Linked DNA regions of Homo sapiens: all the other regions are linked to region 2. A link is a contact called in ENCODE Hi-C or POLR2A ChIA-PET data. All regions are on one chromosome and are shown on one strand. The core of a region is the stretch at or near the end of the contact, and the rest is flanking DNA. Distances in the headings are between cores, read along the strand shown. Region 1 holds the start of CCDC159 (coiled-coil domain containing 159). Region 2 holds the start of MAN2B1 (mannosidase alpha class 2B member 1). Region 3 holds the start of ELOF1 (elongation factor 1).

What was found. Hi-C counts contacts between places; a loop is a spot of excess contacts on that map. ChIA-PET counts read pairs that join two places held with the same protein, here RNA polymerase II (POLR2A). Pooled maps may share reads with other maps.
Region 1: a loop to region 2 is called in a pooled map, with 8 times the contacts of the local background. The contact joins the promoter of CCDC159 here to the promoter of MAN2B1 in region 2. A Hi-C loop is called at or near these places in 2 of 50 pooled maps. POLR2A ChIA-PET finds 5 or more read pairs at or near these places in 2 of 52 experiments (OCI-LY7 and activated CD4-positive, alpha-beta T cell).
Region 3: a loop to region 2 is called in a map with no recorded cell type, with 11 times the contacts of the local background. The contact joins the promoter of ELOF1 here to the promoter of MAN2B1 in region 2. A Hi-C loop is called at or near these places in 1 of 37 single-sample maps with no recorded cell type and 3 of 50 pooled maps. POLR2A ChIA-PET finds 5 or more read pairs at or near these places in 2 of 52 experiments (OCI-LY7 and RWPE1).

Annotation. Positions count from the first base shown.
Region 1 is chr19:11,344,524-11,348,746 of GRCh38, forward strand. It overlaps CCDC159 (coiled-coil domain containing 159), which reads left to right and starts at 1,996. Exons shown (of 11, transcript NM_001080503.3): 1 at 1,996-2,104. The coding sequence starts at 2,084. It overlaps TMEM205 (transmembrane protein 205), which reads right to left and starts at 1,745. Exons shown (of 3, transcript NM_198536.3): 1 at 997-1,745; 2 at 729-892. The coding sequence starts at 1,096. RefSeq lists an enhancer at 1,266-2,096.
Region 2 is chr19:12,663,685-12,668,072 of GRCh38, forward strand. MAN2B1 (mannosidase alpha class 2B member 1) reads right to left here and starts at 3,058. Exons shown (of 24, transcript NM_000528.4): 1 at 2,859-3,058; 2 at 2,019-2,121; 3 at 1,668-1,841; 4 at 1,108-1,301; 5 at 19-151. The coding sequence starts at 3,017. It overlaps WDR83 (WD repeat domain 83), which reads left to right and starts at 3,123. Exons shown (of 11, transcript NM_001099737.3): 1 at 3,123-3,308. RefSeq lists enhancers at 728-1,676, 1,677-2,624, 2,281-2,330, 2,391-2,520, 2,541-2,670 and 2 more and a silencer at 2,921-3,200.
Region 3 is chr19:11,557,542-11,562,105 of GRCh38, forward strand. ELOF1 (elongation factor 1) reads right to left here and starts at 1,689. Exons shown (of 4, transcript NM_032377.4): 1 at 1,650-1,689. RefSeq lists an enhancer at 3,013-3,307.

The DNA of each region.
Region 1 (4,223 bases), core at 746-3,245, 1.3 Mb before region 2:
TTTCTTGCCTTGTGGCCAGAAAAATGTGTGGAAGGGGATAGGAAACCATAAATTCCCAGTCGGGCTGGTTTTTAAACAATAAGCTGGGGTCAATGTGCCAGCTCAGCTGAGTCACCACAGCTTGGCAGCAGGCCCAGCCAGCGGGAGGAGAGGGAACAGCAGCTAGCAGGGAGATGCTGGGGGATAGACAGGGCTGCTGGGGACTGTTGTACAGGCTGTGCACTGCTCAAGGGTATCCAGAGCCCAGCTTTGTATCTACCAGGAAGAAGGGGCTCCCCTCCCCTCCCTTCCTCTTCCCTCCCCTCTCCTTTCCTCTCCTCTCCTTTCCTTTCCTTTTTTTTTTTTTTTTTGAGATGGAGTCTTGCTTTGTCGCCCTGGCTGGAGTGCAATGGCATGATCTCGGCTCACTGCAACCTCTGCCTCCTCGGTTCAAGCAATTCTCCTGCCTCAGCCTCCTGAGTAGCTGGAATTACAGGTGCACACCACCACGCCTGGCTAATTTTTTTGTATTTTTAGTAGAGACGGGGTTTCACCATGTTGGTCAGGCTGGTCTTGAACTCCTGACCTCGTGATCCGCCCACCTCGGCCTCCCAAAGTGTTGGGATTACAGGCGTGAGCCACCATGCCTAGCCTTTTTTTTTCCCCCCCTGGAAAAGGTGTAGCCATAGGCGCTGACTGAGGTCCTGGGAACAAGTCTCCAGAGGGCAGTGGCACTCAAACCCACGTACCTGGCTGGCCTCCCAGAATGTGAGCTGAGCCCAAGCATGCTGTGAAGCCAAGATGCAGAGGTTGATGAAGGCACAGCCCATGGAGATGTGGAAGTAGAAGGGGAAGAGTTTGCTCTGCACTAGTCCGAAGGTATGTCGGGGAAGGCTTCGGAAAAGCAGGAAGCCTGCAGGGTATGGGGACCACAGGGGTGTTAGGGCACTTCCCGGTTCCCCTCTTATTTCCATCCCCACCCCAGGTACCCATGACATCCAAGCTGAGGGTCCCTACCTGAGACGAAGGTCACCCACATTTGCATGCCCCAGGCACCTGACAAGACCAGTAGATGGACCATCTTAATCAGGCCTCCTAGGTTCCCGCCTTCCTCCATCTTGCAGTCCTGGGAAGGAGGCACCGGGTGGCTCAGAACTTTACCTTTGCCTCATGCGTGGCCTTCAGACCCTGTGAGCCCGCTCGGGGACAGGGTTACGGCCAATCCAGCAGAGATTCTGGCAAAGCATCCCGGGAATGAGAGTGAGAAAGGCCCAAAGCAGTCAAGGCCCAAAGACAACCCTCGACCCCATCTCTCCAAATGTCAGCCCTCAAGATCTCAGGCTCTCTGGACCTCAATCTCCATGCCACTTCAGAGGCCCCAAATTTCAGCCACAGCAGCTCCAGATCATAGCCCTAGGTCTTCAGAGATCACTCCACTAATTCCCAAATATCACCCCAGGGATCCAGTTCTGACAGCCAAGACCACTCCTCTCATAAAATAATACCGGATATTAGGTGAAGATCCCGAAAGCCCCGAGGAAACCCTAAATCTCATCCTGAGGACACCGATCCCACCAAAGCCCCGAGGAAACGCCAAATCTCATCCCGAGGACACCGATCCCACCGTTAGGAACCGGGACCTCAATCCGCAGCACCCGGATTCCGAGAACAGAGGCGTCGGGGCCAAATGGGCTGAATCTGGTACCTCACTCCCACGCCCCCGGGTGGACAGCGACCCTCCTCGGCCGCGTCCCCTCGTGGGTTTCCCCCAACCAATAATTCGTCCCGCCTCCCAGCTGAGCCCGAAGCCAATCGGGTCGTAGATCTGCACCTTTCTATCCCGCCCTCCTGGGTATTGACTAATCGTAGAAACCCCCCTGGGATCCCGCCCCCTCCACGGGCTTTTATCCAATTACGCCGCGGCTACTAAGCGCAGCTGAAGCGTGAAGGCGCCAATGAGGCCTTCGGCTACTCCGGCAGGGGCGGAACTAAAATGCCGGCCACACCCCTCTCTGTGACTCAGTCTCTGAGCGTTTTAATACGATGGTGTCCCCGCGGGATCAAACTTCAGCGTCACAGCTGAGGACTGGCTTCGTGGTCCCTGATGGGAGAGCATGAACAGGTGGTATGTGGTAGGTGGGGTTCTGGAGCCTGGCGGGTGTAGATTTCACAACCCAGGGGGCGGAGCCAGGATGATGACCCCGCCCCCTCCCTAAATAATTCTCCCGGGAGGGACACGGAAGCAGCAACCGGGATGGGACGGGGAGAGAGGAGGCACTACTGGGGACCTAAGCTGGTTCTCAAATGCCTCTCCTTTTCCCCTCCAAGCCTCCCAGGCTTCCTATGGTCCCTAAGTCCCGGGTTCTCAGCGTGACATTCCAGAGCAAACACAGCTCCCCATTACTCTATACCAGGCACTGGCATGGATTAATTTATCTAATCACAACATCCCAGTAAGGTGACTATTATGACATCTCGTTTTTATAGTTGGGGACACTGAGGCATGGAGAGGTTCAGTAACGCGACCAGTATTACACAGCTGGAAGGGACAGAGCTAGGATTTGAACCCAGGCCATCTAGCTGGAGAGTTTCCCTGCTTAACCGTCATACTCTGCTGTCCCTGGAAGTGAGGACCTCCCTGAGGCAGTGACTCTCGGAGGGGCAGCTTAGGACATTTCAGGCAGAAGAAAAACGTGTACATCACAGGGTGGGTGTGAAGATCCAGTGAATGCTTAGGGGATGCCCGGCACTCAATTAGGTGCTCAGAAAATAGGAGCCTAAAAAAGGATTAAGGAAGATTTTACTGAAGATATGCTGAATAGTTTTTGTTTGTCTGTTTGTGTTTGAGACGGAGTTTCGCTCTCGTTGCCCGGGCTGGAGCACAGTGGCATGATATCGGCTCACTGCAACCTCCGCCTCTGAGGTTCAAGCGACTCTCCTGCCTCACCCTTCCAAGTAGCTGAGATTACAGGCATGCGCCACCACGCCTGGCTAATTTTGTATTTTTAGTAGAGATGGGGTTTCTCCATGTTGGCCAGGCTGGTCTCGAACTCCTGACCTCAGGTGATCCACCTGCCTTGGCCTCCCAAAGTGCTAGGATTACAGGTGTTAGCCACCGTGCCCAGCCTGAGTAGTTCTGAAGAGCGTGTAGGAGTCTTCCAGGTCGACTGAATCAGGCAGAGGGCCTGGCAAGGGTGACAGAGAGAAAGGTCTAGAGGATTTGGGGGAAGAGGCTGAGTGTGACTCAGGGCAAGGTGCCTTTCACCTAGAAGTTTCTCCAGGCAGACCTGCCCCAGATATCTCCATCTGTGCCATATGTGGCTATACTGGAGGGGGAGGGGAGTTGAATGTGAGACCCAGAGCTCAGCTGTTTCCTGTTTCCAGCCTCTTCTAGCACGGGTCTGGGCCCCAATTCAGCTAACATTTATTGAACAGATATGCCCTGCCTCTCCTGCTCACACTCTATGGCTGGCATTCACCTGTGGGGCCAGGTCGAAACTCCTGGCTTGGCCGTCAATGCCTTACTGGAGCTGCTCTGCTAACCTCCTGCTGCTTCCTCTCGGACCTCGATTCAGCCATCATGAATTTACCAGCATAGAGCATGTGATTCCACACCTCCAAGCTTTTGCACATGCTGCTCCCTGCCAGGAAAGGCCTTCCTTTAAGCCAATGTCAAGGTCCCTTTTTTCTTTGGACTCTTCTGAGGCCTGATTTTTTTTCTTTGGGGCCTTCTGGGTCCTTCTCACTGCCCAGCCCAAACCTTGGGGCTGGGATAATCTTTTTTGTTGTTGTTTTTTATTTTTGGAGACTGAGTCTCACTCTGTTGCTGAGGCTGGAGTGCAGTGGTGCAATCTCGGCTCACTGCCACCTCCGCCTCCCGGGTTCAAGTGATTCTCCTGCCTCAGCCTCCCGAGTAGCTGGGATTACAGGCGCCCACCACCATGCCCAGCTAGTTTTTGTATTTTTAGTAGAGACGGGGTTTCACCATATTGGCCACGCTGGTCTCGAACTCCTGACCTCAAGTGATCCTCCCGCCTTGGCCTCCCAAAGTGCTAGGATTACAGGCGTGAGCCACCATTGCTGGCCGCGTCTGGCCTTGGGATCATCTTTTATCCAGCTTTGGCTCCTACCATAACTGAGAAGCCTTGAGTTTAGGGCTGAGGCCTCTCTGGCATGTCAGGGAGGGTCTGGGGGCACTGGGGACATGGGGACTTATCTCAAAGCAGCCCCTGCTTCCCTACTCA
Region 2 (4,388 bases), core at 1,808-4,307:
CCTCACCAAGCCCCCTACCAGTGAAGAGGTCCGCGGTCGGGGGCTTCAGGCTGGTGCTGGCCCGCCACACCTGCTCCATCTCCAGCTTCTGCATCCGTACCCACTTATCTTGATAATCAAGGCGCCCAAAGAAGAAGCCGTCGAAGCCCATCTGGGGATGAGGGAGGAAAAGGCAGTGTGAATTAGTGCCCAGCCCTCTCACCACCAAACTCCCCTCTGCTTGGGAGGGGCAGGTCAGAGCACAGGTTAAAAAGCAGTGCTAGGTCGATGTGGTGGCTCTTGCCTATGATCCCAGCCTTCTGGGAGGCCAAAACAGGAGGATCACTTAAACCCAGGAGTTTTTGAGACCAGCCTGCACAACACGGGCAGACTGTCTACAAAAAATTTAAAAATTAGCCAGGCGTAGTGGTGCGCTCTTGTAGTCTCATCTACTAGGGGGGCTGAGACAGGAGAATCGCTTGAATCCGGGAGATTGAGGCTATAGTGAGTTAGGATTGCACCACTGCACTCCAGCCTGGATGACAGCAAGACCCTGTCTCAAAAAACAAAAACAAAAACACGTAGGGCTGAAACAGAGAGGCCTCCAGCTTATTTCCAAGCTTGGGGAAGTTTCAGAACTCACCACCTTGGGCTAGCAGGGAGAGGGCGGGTCCAACATCAGAACCCAGGTTCACCTCCCCAGCACTGTCAAAGCGCAGAGCAGGCCTGACTCCAGGAATGAGGTTCCCCCTTCCACAGCCTGAGGATGGATGGGGTCTGAGCACAGGTAATGAACCTGTTTTTAAGGCAGCCTAGGCATCCACTTGCCACCCGGTTTAGGGAGGAGCCAGGACCCGAGCTAGTGGGTGGGGCCAGAACACCAAGAGGGGCCTATTAGGGGAGAGGGCGGAGCCAGCCGGAGCTGGGTCAGCCTGGGCTGGGCATAGCCGGCTGAGGCCAGAGCTCAAAAGCCACTGGCTTTACGGCTCACTCAAGGGGCAGGGCTTCAACAGGCCTAGGCCTGGGCCTGGTCCTTGTGAGATTGCAGGGAGAGGGCGGGGTTTGACTGGGCGAGGGAGGAGCCAGAGTGAGTGAAGAAGTGGGCCCAAGAGAGGTCCCGGGTCGCACCTGCGCAAACAGCGAGGCCTGCTCCCGAGAGTGGCCGAAGGGGTCAATGTGCCAGGCCACACGGGGTCGCCCATCATTGCCAAATGTGTCCTCCAGAAAGCGCAGCCCAAGTGTCATCTGGTCCACGATGGCACCGTAGTGGGTGGCTGCCTCATCGTTCATCACCCAGCCACCATTGGCGAACTCCAGGCGCCCTGTGCCAGGACAGGCAAGGTCAGGGTCAGCGGTCAGAGCCAGGAGTGGGAGTAGGGTGGGTGATACTGGGAATGTGAAAGCCTGCCTGTGTACACATTTCTGGCGGAAGGACAAGAGGGGTCGCTCCCAGGCCATAGTTCCCAGATATGGGAAAGAGGCCCCCTGCATGGCAGGCTTCCCAGAGGATGCACAGCAGGTGGGGCTTTGTGGGATGTATAGGAGGTCTCCAAATGGAGAGTCCAGGCAGGCGGAGCGACACGCATGTTATACAGCTTGCACGTGGCATGACAAATCTCAGAAACCAGAGATGCAGAAGCAGAAGCTGGGCTGGGCTTCCTCTTTTCACTTCCTTGGGGTAGGCTCACCCTGGCGCACAAGGTCTCGCACGACTTCCTGTGTGGCATTTGTCTGCTGGTGCCACCAACGGGAGAAGAAGGCAATCTCCACGTAAATGAAGCGACGGGTGGGATCTGCCAGCAAGGCAGAGATGACCGAGTCCAGGATGTACTGCACACCGGCGTGCTGGATGTCATTCTTGACTGTGGATAACAGGGATAAGGCTCTCAGGGAACAGCAGAGCCAAGGGGGTTATTCCTAGACAGAGGAGCCCAAACCCTGGATATTAGGGTAGCACTGGCCCCACCCTAATGTCCAGGACCCAGAGGGATTACAGGGACCATGGGGATCCCAGGGACCAGTCCCCATCCTCTACTCACTTCCATAAAAGTACTGGTCCACGGTTTTGAGCCAGCCCACGTCATCATGTGTGTGAGGCAGCAGGTGCACGTTCAGCATGTTCGGCTGCACTGTGGGGCATGTCTGCACAGGGACCCCAAACACACATACCTTGTCAATAACCCCCGAGGTCGGGGGCTGCAGAGTAAGTCTTGATCTAGAGGTGAGTGACTCAGAGAGGCCTGATCTCGCCTATGTGCAGAGGAGGCCAGGCCCTCCCAGGCAGGACACACACATACATAGTTGTGCTCATAGATACAACTCCACTTTGCACAACCCCACAGGGCAGCTCTCATTCACACTCCGGGAAAATAATAATAGAAGTAGCTGATGTTTGTTCAGCATTTGCCGACAGCAGACGGCCACCGTGGGAGGTGGGGTGATGTTATCCCCAGTTTCCAGATGAAGGCACTGAGGCTTAGAGAGGATAGGTGACTTGCCCAACGTCACACACTCAGGAAGTGTAAGAGCTAGGCTGGAATTTCAGGCAGACTCCAGAGTCCCAGCTCTCAGCCAGCACCTCCCCCCACACATACACTGCTCACCCCCTGCCACCTCCTGCCCCTCCAATCCCACAGTTAAGTGCAGACAAAGTCTAGGCAAGCATCCCGGAGACACGGAGGCAGGTACAATCAGACACAGTCCTATACTCAGATGCGCACAGCCAGACCTCGCAATGACACAAAGCACGCACTCAGACCACACTGTCATATCATCAGCCATTCACTAGACACCCACAGGACAGACCCACCCACACCTCTAGACTGTATTCTGGGTTTCACTCTGCCTCCTGTACGTTTCAGCTCGGAGGCCCCACTCACCTCGTATCCCCCGGCCCGAGCACCGGCAGCCGCCAGCAACAAAAGGAAAAAGCAGAGAGGCGGGAGCGGTGGCCGCAGGGCGCGGGACATGGTCCAGGGGCCTGCTGAGTCCAGGCAGCCGCGAGCGCAGACCCCCGAAGCCCGCGCGTAGGCGCCCATGGCTCAGCAGCTTCCTCCTGGGGTTCCCCGGCCCTGGAAAGGCCGGGCAAACGCCCCGCCCCCAGACCCGGCCGGGCCAATCGGGGTGGGGGGCGGGGCCAGGGCGCGGTCTGGAGGCTCACGGGAGAGAGGCTGTAGCCCTGGGCAATCCCGGGGGTCGTTACAGGAAGGTAGGAAAATGCCACCCTCAGGGCACTGGTTGGGCTAAAGGTGACACTGGCGTCTCACGGGCTATGAAGACGGAATGCCTCTTAATGCCGGAATTCCAAGACGGAATGCCTCTTAATGCCGGTAGGAGCAGAAGTGCTTTTCCTAAGGGGGCCGGGTTTTCCTAGCCGGTGTAGTGTGTCCATGGGAATCCAGGGTGTCCGTCCCATGGACCTTCAGCGCTAGGGTCCTGGAAGGACCTAGCTTGCCTAAGAGGAGGATCTGATGAAGAGTCCTATACTGTGGGGATTGGGACGTTGGGTAAATACCCCTGGAGTACCAGGGATGGGATCCAGCCTGGTTGAGAAGGATCCCTGGGTGTTCCGGAGAGAAAAGAGGGTCTGACAAGTGGGGAAGGACCCCGAGTCTTTCATGCCTTTCCCAATTCCTACCAGTTCATTCTCTGATAAGAAAACAAAGCCCAGGGCAGGCGCAGTGGCTCAAGCCTGCAATCCCAGCACTTTGGGAGGGCCAGGCTGGTGAATCACTTGGGCCTGGGAGTTTGAGACCAGCCTGGGCAACATGGGTTGTTTTGTAGAGACGGGTTTGAAAACACAAAATTTGTAATTTTACACAAAATGTAAAAATACAAAAATTAGCTGGGCATGGTGGCACATGCCTGTAATCCCAGCTACTTGGGAGACTGAGGCAGGAGAATCACTTGAACCTGGGAGGCGGAGGTTGCAGTGAGCCGAGATCAAGATCATGCCATTGCCCTCCAGCCTGGGCAACAAGAGCAAAACTCTGTCTCAAAAAAAACAAGAATTAACTGGGCATGGTAGCACGCATTTGTGGTCCCAGTTACGTGGCAGGCTGAGGTGGGAGGATTGCTTGAGCCCAGGAGTTTGAGGCTGCAGTGAACATAGATTGTGCCACTGCACTCAGCCTGCATGACAGATCAAGACCATTTTCTTTCTTAAAAAGGAAAAAAAAAAAAGGAAACCAAAGCCTAGATTATCTAGGTCAGCAGGGCCATCTGGTGAGTTGCCAGAGGGCAGAAGTCACTGTCTTGTCCCTAGCACCTGACTTAAGACACAAGGTTTATGAAGTAAGCAAATGAACAGCCAGAAGCCTCCAGACTGGGGCCCCACACCAGGCCTATGGGGCTAGAGCCCTTCCCGCCAGGTAGGAGGAACACCCCACTGAACAGAAGAGGCTGACAGC
Region 3 (4,564 bases), core at 439-2,938, 1.1 Mb before region 2:
GCTGAGATTGTGCCACCGCACTCCAGCCTGGGCAACAGAGCAAAACTTCATCTAAAAAAAAAAAAAAAAAAGGCTGAGTGCAGTGGTTCACGCCTGTAATCCCAGCACTTTGGGAGGCCGAGGTGGGCAGATCACGAGGTCAGGAGTTCGAGACCAGCCTGACCAACATGGTGAAACCCCATCTCTACTAAAAATACAAAAATTAGCCAGGCATGGTGGTGCACGCCTGTAATCCCAGCTACTCGGGAGGCTGAGGCAGGAGAATCACTTGAACCTGGGAGGCGGAGGTTGCAGTGAGCCGAGGCACTCCAGCCTGGGCAACAGAGCAAAAAGCCCATGAGTTTAATTGTTGGATCCTCTCCTTTCTGGCTATACTCACCACATGAAGATTTCACCCAGTCTTAGGGCTTCATGCCTACTCTACACTGAGGCCACCTGCTTCTCCAGCCTTGAGTCTGAACTGCAGACTCTGATCTATCTGCCTCAGCCACACCTCCACCTGATGTCTAACTTCCACCTAAGATTAAACATATCATGTCCAAAACCAAGCCCCTGACATTGCAACCTGCTCTTCCAGTCTTCCTCATCTCAGCTAACAGCAATTCCATCTTTCCGGATAATCAAATCAGAAACCTTGGATTCATCCTCAATGTCTTTTTCCCTCACACATTCCTTATGCGATCCTCCCCCTGCCCCTCTACCTCTGAAATATAAATTAGCCGCGGCACCACGCCCAGCTAATTTTTGTATTTTTTGTAGAGACAGGGACCCACCATGTTGCCCAGCCTGGTCTGGAACTCCTGGGCTCAAGAGATACTCCCGCCTCGGCCTCCCAAAGTGCTGGCGTTACAAGCATGAGCCACCGTGCCCAGCAATAACCATTACTGAATAAATCACTCAATCAGTTTGCTTGTAACTCTATCACTTTGGGACGTCACGCCCGTAATCTCATCACTTTGGGAGGCCCAGGTGGGAAGATCGCTTGAAGCCAGGAGTTCCAGACCAGCCTGGGAAACAGAGTGAGACCCTTCATCTCTACAAAATTACAAAAATTAGCCTTGAGTCTGTAGTCCCAGCTACTCGGCAAGCTGAAGTGGGAAGCTTGCGCCCAGGAGGTCGAGGCTGCAATGAGCTATGATCGCGCCACTGCACTCCAGCCTCGGCGACACAGCAAGACTCACTCTCAAAAAAAAAAAAAAAAGTCCAAACAAAATCTACGGATGAGCCCCAGAAGCTCATTTTGCCCAGGGACTACAGTCTCCCCATCCCATGAATGGGGTCTGGCTTGCACAAGGAATGCAGAGGCCTCAGCCTGTCCTGTGACAACGTTAAGTCCAAGAGCGCCAAAAGGGGATGGCAGAGGAGTCATCCCCCGAATCTGCTGGTACCCAAGAGGTGGGGGGTTGGCTGTTCCTCCAGACTCACTAAAGCTTCGGCATCGCCTCCCGACGGCCGCCGGGAGGAGCCAGGCGTCCCGGTAGTCGCGCTTGGAAGGATGGGGTCGGGGGGAGTCAGTCTCCCCGACCGGCTTTCCCCCAAGCTCGAGGTCCCAGGAGCCTCCTCCAGGACCCCGTAAACGCACGGAGTAGAGGAACTTCCAGTCCTGCCCACCCCCAACGCCCACTCGCACGAGCCGCACCAGCACTCACCTTCTCCAGCTGCGAAAGCTCCGTTCACCCGGGAGATAGTGACTTCCGACTCCTGCCGGAAGCGGAAACCCCTCTCCTACTTTCAGGTCCCGGCCACCCCCATCCCGGACAGCCCAGCAAATAGGCCCTGCCTCCTTCGCCGCTCCTCTGAGCGCACGCGTACTCAAATAGCAGCGCTCCGACGGAGACGCAGTGCGCCTGCGCAAGAGCCGGTGCGTATTTGCCTGTACCTACGCGCGATGCCAGTACTTCTGGTCAGTTTCCAGGAGCGGCAAGTGAGGAATATGAAATAACCTTATGGCTGAATCAGGGTGAAGGGGAAGCTTGTAAGCATGGAAGACGCTCTACTCAAACTAAAAAGTTCAAGTTCTGATCCAGCAGATGAAGAGGGAGGCCTGAGAGGCTGCTGTTCTAACTCGCTCCCAGGTGACTTCCATGCTGCTGATCCGCAGACCACATTTTGAGTGCCCAGATTGTAGTAGATGAGGTTGAGTGGACAGGCTGGGGCCAGATTCCATGGAGCCTCGTGGGCCGTGTTAAGGATTTTTATTTTTTATTTTTGTTTTATTTTATTTTATTTTTTTGAGACGGAGTCTCACTTTGTCGCCCAGGCTGGAGTGCAGTGGCTCGATTTCGGCCCACTGCAACCTCCGCCTCCCAGGTTCAAGTGATTCTCCTACCTCAGCCTCCCGAGTAGCTGGGATTACAGGCGCCGGTCACCGCGCCCGGCTAATTTTTGTAGTTTTTTTTTTTTTTTTTTTTTTGAGTAGGGATGGGGTCTCACCATCTTGGCCAGGCTGGTCTTGAACTCCTGACCTCGTGATCCACCCGCCTCGGCCTCCCAAAGTGCTGGGATTACAGGCGCGATCCACCCGCCTCGGTCTCCCAAAGTGCTGGGATTACAGGCGTGAGCCACCGCGCCCGGCCAAGGACTTTTATTGGTTTTTATTTTTGGTTTTGTTTTTTTCTGAGACAGGGTTTCGCTCCGTCGCCCAGGCTGGAGTGCAGTGACGCCATATGGGCTCACTGCAACCTTAGCCTCCCGGGTTCAAGCGATCCTCCTGCCTCAGCCTCTTAAGTAGCTGTGATTACAGGTGCGCACTACCATGCCTGGCTAATTTTTGTATTTTTAGTAGAGATGGGGTTTCACCATGTTGGTCAGGCTGGTCTCGAACTCCTGACCTCAAGTGATCCATCCACCTCGGCCTCTCAAATTGTTGGGATTACAGGCATGAGCCACCACACCTGGCCTGAAAAAGATATTTCAAGATGGAGAGAGAGAGGGGTTAGCTGTGTCACGTGTCCCTGAGTTGAAGAAGATGAGGAAAGAGAATTGACAGTTGAGTTTGGCAAGGGTCTGGTCCCTGCGGACCTTGATAAGAGCTGTTGCATTAGAGTGTTCAGGAAGATAATTTGTAATGAAATGTATTTCGAATACAGATGCTCTTTGATTTACGATGGGGTTACATCCCGATAAACCTATCATAATCAAGTCAGGGGCTGTCTGTAGAGGGATCTCTAGGATATCCCCTAGGGGGCAGTGTTACCCTGGTAACCGTCAAGTGTAACCAGTAGAACTGCCCTCTTGTGAGACCCTTTTTCAGTGCTGGAGCAAACTAGAATACACACAGGATGGAATCATACTATACAGTTACCGTGCAACTTGCTATTTCCACTTAACCATCTATACACGTATACCTAACTTTTGTTTTTAGTAGCTACATGATTCATAGTGCAACTCTGCCATAGTATAATCAACGGTTATCCTACTGATGGACAATTCCTGGACTTTCCTGAGTTTTGCCACTGTGATGATGCAGTAAATGTCCCTGAATCAGTATCCTTAAGACTGGATCTTTAGTGAAGCATAGTTTTCAAAAAATGACATTTGTGAGTACAGTGTCTCACCCCAGTAACCCCAGCACTTTGGGAGGCCGAGGTGGGAGGACTGCTTGAGCCCAGGAGTTTGAGGCTAGCATGGGCAACATAGTGAAATCCTGTCTCTAAAAATAAAATAAAATAAAATAAAAAACAATAAATGATGGCCGGGTATGGTGGCTCACACCTGTAATCCCAGCACTTTTTTGTTTTTGCTTTTTTTTTTTTTTTTTTGAGACAGAGTCTTGCTCTGTGGCCCAGGCTGGAGTGCAGTGGCGTGATCTCGGCTCACTATAACCTCCACCTCCTGGATTCAAGCAATTCTCCTGCCTCAGCCTCCTGAGTACCTAGGATTACAGGTGTGCGCCAACATGCCTGGCTAATTTTTGTATTTTTAGTAAAGATGGGGTTTCACCATGTTGGCCAGGCTGGTCTTGAACTCCTGACCTCGTGATCTGCCTGCCTTGGCCTCCCAAAGTGCTGGGATTACAGGCGTGAGCCACGGCGCCTGGCCCATCCCAGCACTTTGGGAGGCCAAGACGGGTGGATAACCTGAGGTCAGGAGTTCAAGACTAGCCTGACCAACATGGTAAAACCTTGTCTCTACTAAAAATACAAAAATTAGCTGGGCATGGTGGCAGGCACCTGTAATCCCAGCTACTCAGGAGGCTGAGGCAGGAGAATCACTTGAACCCCGGGAGGCAGAGGTTGCAGTGAGCCGAGATCGCGCCACTGCACTCCAGCCTGGGCAACAAGAGTGAAACTCCATCTCAAAAAAAAAAAAAAAACAAAGACATTGAGTCACAGGATGTATATATCTTTCATTTTGTTCATGATTGCCACATTAGTTTTCTCTTTTTCTCTCCTTTCATCCCTTCCCTCTCTTACTTCCCTCCTTCCCAGCTTTGTTGGATGTAATTGACTGAACATGAACTGCTCATATTTAAACCATGCCTGGCCGAAATTGCATGTTTTGACATACAGGTATATCATTAAAACATGACCATAATCAAGACAATTATTTCCATCACCCTAAG